Regions from separate parts of the Homo sapiens genome. Here region 2 is linked to region 1. The links are chromatin contacts, found by Hi-C in ENCODE. All regions are on one chromosome and are shown on one strand. Each heading gives the region's core, a stretch centred on a gene start or an enhancer-like site at or near the end of the contact. The rest is flanking DNA. Distances are from core to core; before and after follow the strand shown.

Region 1 (2,836 bases), core at 300-2,799:
GGTGTCCTGCAGAGAGGCCACATAGCAAGGGGCTGAGGACCACCAAGCAAGTGATCTTGGGGATGAAGCCCCCTCACAAGTCATGCTTTCAGATAAGACCAAAACCCTTACCAACAGCTTGACTGCATGAGACAACTTGAGCCAGAGGTGCCCAGCTAGGCTGTGCCCAGATTCCTTACTTACAGGACCTGTGAGCTCTTAAATGCTTATTGCCTAGGTTTTAGAGTAATTTGTTATGCAGCAATAAATAACTAATTGGAAGGAAGGAAGGAAAAAGGGAGGGAACAAGGGAAGAAGAGAGGGAAGGAAGGGAAGAAGGCAGGAATAACCATGTCTGCCATAATCTAGCCAGGGAACAGAAACCACTCTGAGTATTTTGGTTGCTCAGGAGACAACAAAGCTGAGCAGTTACTAGGAGACGGTGACATAACCCAGAGATGAGCAGGGACAGGAAGCTATACTGCCCCTAAAGTGGAGGATCAAAGGAGGAAGCAGTGTTACCAGAAGCCAGAAGAAGCCAGGTCACCCTGCAGAAGCTGGAACCACAGGGGCCTGATTGGTAGGAGCTGGAGCTGTAGATGCCATTCAAGACAGGGAAGGGCAAGGAGAAACATTGTGGCTTCTCTCTTCTTCTCACCATGCAGTTCCCATTGGTGCCTTCCATTGGCCAAACCCAGCCAGAAAGCAGCTGACACCGGATCCTAAGAAATAGCCCACAAGGGCCAGCCTCCTGCATTACACAGCACAGCTGGGAAGGAATGGCCTCACAGGCCAGGCCTGGCACACTAGCTAACTAGCTAAAGAGAAGGGAAAATATCTATTGCCAGTCCTCAGCAGATTCAGCCAGAAGGGACTGCTTATTAGCTCTGTGAACAAGGACCATTCACAATCTGCATGAAAACTCAAATTATGAGATGACAAAAATAACTACCAATCAACAGTACCCCTTGATAAACCACAAGGTAAATCATGACACTTGCCAAATGAGTCCTCCAGAGATGGGAGGGAACACGACGGCCTGGGACTGGCTGGGTTTGGGAACTGGAGAGAAGGAAGATCAGGTTGAAGTCAGGGCTCCTGGGTCCCAAGGGAAGAGGAGGTGACAGAACCCATGTCAGAGGGAGCAGAGCAAAGGAGTGAGGCTAGCCAGCGCGGGCGCCACGTGCGGAGACACACAGGTGTTCCACTGGGTCCAACACTAGGTCTTCACAGTCAAAAGAGAACTGAAACGTGAGGGTAAAGGGAGGGTAGCCGGTATGAGTGACTGGTGATCTAGGCAGGAAGCCAGGCTGCAGGGCATTTAATGAGTGGGTGCAATCACGTGGTAGAGTTTGACAGTGAATGGAAAGACAAAAACAAGCTTGCGGCATGGCAGGTTCCCGCCAAGGATCTGGTTTGAAAACAGAGGAAGAGAAGGTAGAAACTAACACCAAAGGCTAAGAACCTGCACAGTAAATTGCCTATCAGTCTTCCTCATAGCCTGCAAGCTACTTGAGGGAGGGATTTGCAGCACATGTGTCTCACTCAGTTTTCTGAGGGCCTTGGATAGTGTCTGGCCCATAGTAGGTGCTCAATGCATGGCTGTGAGATGAATGAGTGAGCCAAAGTGAAACCACAGAACGTCATGAGGGCAGGAGAACGAGGCAGAACCCACGGAAGATGCTCTCAAGTGATGTGGCGGCGTGGTGGCCTGCTGGAAAACCCCAGCGGCGGCCAGACCCGTGTGGGCAGCTGCAGTCAGAAAATGAGATGGTTCTTTCTGAGCAAATATGCAGTTATAAATAGCACAGGCTACGCAAATCGCCACAGCTGCATGGCAAAGGACTAGAGGGTGCGCTCAGCACAGAGGACGTTCCCGGCCACCAAATTCCTTCTGAACTATCCCCGCCATCAGCAGGGGCTGCTGCCCAGAGGGGAGACCCATGCCACGAGAGAGGTCAGCATTGCCTTACGTCTTTATAAGGCTGCTCCTAAGGGACTTGCCCTGAAGAGCCTTATGCTTCAAAGCCCACTCACCTGTAAAAGTGTCCCAACCACTGAGCTGGTTCCACAAAGGCATTAAGAAATTACCACTATGGGCTGGGCACGGTGGTTCATGCCTGTAATCCCAGCACTCTGGGAAGCCAAGGCGGATGGATCACCTGAGGTCAGGAGTTTGAGACCAGCCTGGCCAATATGGTGTAACCCCGTCTCTACTAAAAATACAAAAATTAGCTGGCCGTTGTGGCGCACACCTGTAATCCCAGCTACTCGGAGGCTGAGGCAGGAGAATTGGTTGGCCCCAGGAGGCAGAGGTTGCAGTGAGCCAAGATCACACCATTGCACTCCAGCCTGGGCGACAAGAGTAAAACTCAGTCTCAAAACAAAAACAAAAACAAAAACAAAACAAAACAAAACAAAAAAATACACTATGTCAAGTTATTAGGTAACCCATAACATCCTTTGTTTTAACATAGCCTTGCCAAGGGCCGGGCACAGTGGCTCACGCCTGTAATCCTAACACTTTGGGAGGCTGAGGCGGGCAGATCACTTGAGGTCAGGAGTTCGAGACCAGTCTGGCCAATATGGTGAGACCCTGTCTCTACTAAAAATAAAAAAATTAGCCAGGCGTGGTGGTGGGTGCGTGTAGTCCCATCTACTTGGGTAGCTGAGGAACGAGAATTGCTTGAACCTGGGAGGTGGAGGTTGCAGTGAGCTGAGTGAGATCATGCCACTGCACTCCAGACTCGAGATACAGTGAGACTCTGTCTCCAAAATATATATACATGTACTTCTCTAAATTAAATATTGAAATAAATTTTAAAATGCCCGGTTCATGTAGTTATAATAATAATAC
Region 2 (2,830 bases), core at 150-2,649, 2.2 Mb after region 1:
GCAGAGGGCCACTGTCAGGGTCCCTACAGAAGTCTCCAATGGGTAGAGCAGATGGGTTTGAGACCACTAATGACTCTTCTAGTACTTAAGATATGATCATTATACAGCCTCTTCAAGATCCTCTGGTCAAACTTAACCTCATATCCAATAGTCTGATGTTCTGGAGTGAGTGCAGGACTCAAACATTTATTCAACAATCAACCAACTAACTAACCAAACCACATTTACTGAATGTCTCTTGAATGCCAACCATTGTGCCATACAGGTGAAAAAGGAATTCCACTCACATTCTCTGGCCAATGGGATCCTTTATTTTTCTGCTTGATCTTATTAATCTATCACTGAGCAACCTTAGGCTGCTGCTGACAATTAATACTAAATAATTATTTATGATTCCCTATTCCTACCTTTTATTAATTATGGTACTTAATTTCTCAGTTTCAAAATTTCTGTAACATCATTGATTATAAATATATTCTATTTCCTACTAAGATGATGCCTACAATATTGAAAAAAAAAGGGGGCTCTCAATGATAGAAGGAAAAAATGGCCTTTTCTCCTAAAAACAATTATATTCAAAATAGACAAAACATACTAGGGAGAGAAAAAGGCAAAACATTAAAAAAAAAGAAAAGTAAAAGCTTAGAAGTAGATACAGTAAGATATTTGCAATTGCTATCTGCCCTTGCTCACTAAAACTAAAAATAAAATTGGCTTGCGGTTTACTAAATTTGGTTGCAAGTACTTTTCCCCACCAAACCACTCTGCAATCACATCAGTCACTAATGAAAATGATTGGGAGGGGGGATGGAAAGGAGGCTGCAGTAAAAACACACTGTATATTTTCTGGAACATATGATGAAACAGAAGGTTTCACTTCTTGTTTCAACCATTTTAGCACCTTCTCCTTTTACTCAATTTCAGGGCATGAAAGAGACTGGGCAGTTGTGCAGAATATGAGGAGAACTCATTTTGAGAGAAGATTAAAACCTGGCCCACTAATAAACTATCTTCAGTTACTGTACACATCAGTCAAACCAAATAATTCACTCTCAGTTTAACTCATTCTACAGGGCTCTGGAATAATACATCACTCTTCTGATAGAGGCACAAGTCCATTAATTACCAAACTGTGCTGCCACAGAGTTATACGGTCTTCATTCTTCCCCTATAAAGTGTGTTTTAGTTTTCGAGGCAAGAGGAGAAATTCAGAGGGGAAATGAGTAATTTAGGAACCTTTTACAGCTCTCTGGCCTGCACTAAGTAATCCTTTCTTCCCTTTCAGAGTTAATCATCAAAGGTACTGAACACAGTATGGAGGGCCTGGCCACCCATGCCCATTCAGCAACTACAACCTCCACCTAAATTCAGAATTATCATACAAGAAATGACCCATGCAGAAGAGACCAAGAGAAACAACCACATCTAGGCTGTGACAGCACAGAATGTATGTGTGTGTCTGTGTGTGTGTGCACGCGCACATGGGAAGTATAGGAACCAAATACCTGGGTCCAAATTCTAACCCTGCTTCTTCCTGGGAAGATGATCTTGTGCAAATTAACCTCACAATGCCTCTGCTTTTTGATCTGGAAAATTATCTTAAGGGTATAAGGGTACCTACCTGATAAGGTGTCTATGAGGTTACATAAGCTAATGTAGGTAATGTCCAAATCACAGTAGCTGGTATGTACATATACATACACCCTTGATAGATACCTTATTCATTCAATCCAAATTGCCACTCACTCCAGCACACTGGTATCTCTGGCTGCCAAGAGTTATGCAACAACATACTTAAACACCAAATCATCTAAATCATTTGGGTGGAACCATCGATCCTTAACCAGGCTTGTGAAAGGTTCTCTTGGCTCTGTTTACTTTGGACAGGCATCAAGCGTCTGTTTTCCTCAGAATCTGAAAGTCACTGGGTCAAGGCTGTAGAGGCCCCTTTTCACACAGAGGAACCAGTCAAGGACTGAGATTGCTCTGTGTGGTGGTGGTGGTCACCTGGCCAATTGCATGGGGAGTCACTTCGTGGCTTTGGCAGAGTCTGCCACTGTCTGCTAGAATAAATGTGGAGCCAAAATATGATTTGTCTATTTTGACTTGTGTACATTTTCTGAGTACAAGAGACTATTGATAAGAAGTTTAGGTAAGTGGAGAAAATGTTTGTTGATTCCCCAGAAAGCACAAAATGTTCATTCAGTGAAGAGAGAAGACCATTCGCTCATTATAGTTATGAATTAACGCTACATCTTCTACAGCAGAGGTTCCCAAGAGTGTATTGAAATTACCTGGGAATTTGTTGAAACACAAATTGCTGGGTCTCAGCCCCATAGTTTCTGATTTCGTAGGTGTGGGGCAAGAGGACACAGTGTTGAGAATCTGCACATCTAATACAATAATCCAGAAAATACTGCTGCTGCTTGTCCAGAGACCACTCTTGGAGACCACTGCTCTATAAGCAAGAGTACGTCACCAAGAAATTTAAATTCAGATCCTAGAACTAGAACACTACCAAGCAAGGGGGGAAATCATTCTTATGAGACAGTCATTGAATGAATGCATGAATCAAAGGGCAGATAAATACCTTCTCTTCCATCATATGCTACATTTCCCATATTTGTTTATACCGGACTCCATACTACGTATAAATAAAGACAGTCTTCAATATCCATTAAGATGACCTTCGATATCCTTCAACCAACCACAGTGGATTCTGAAAGCATACATACATGTGCATGCACACAGCCCCTGTGGTGGTCTGCTCAATGTAACTCAATCTCCTCTCTCCTTCCTTTTAATAGCAGAACCTCCAGAGTGTCTGCTG

Evidence for each region. A loop is a pair of places that touch in the nucleus more often than their neighbours do. Pooled maps may share reads with other maps.
Region 2: a map with no recorded cell type shows a loop between it and region 1 (13-fold over the local background). The contact joins two enhancer-like sites. A Hi-C loop is called at or near these places in 3 of 37 single-sample maps with no recorded cell type and 5 of 50 pooled maps.

What each region holds. Positions count from the first base shown.
Region 1 is chr7:25,967,067-25,969,902 of GRCh38, forward strand. All of the region lies in intron 6 of LOC105375199 (a long non-coding RNA gene), which reads right to left. Among named protein-coding and RNA genes, the nearest start is that of MIR148A, 18 kb to the left of the region's middle. RefSeq lists enhancers at 982-1,041, 1,492-1,931. Within about 2 kb of position 1,550, at least 5 of the 41 ENCODE cell types and tissues checked have a DNase peak (open chromatin) inside an H3K27ac peak, as active enhancers do.
Region 2 is chr7:28,154,320-28,157,149 of GRCh38, forward strand. The region is part of intron 1 of JAZF1 (JAZF zinc finger 1); the gene reads right to left. Among named protein-coding and RNA genes, the nearest start is that of JAZF1-AS1, 25 kb to the right of the region's middle. Within about 2 kb of position 1,400, at least 3 of the 41 ENCODE cell types and tissues checked have a DNase peak (open chromatin) inside an H3K27ac peak, as active enhancers do.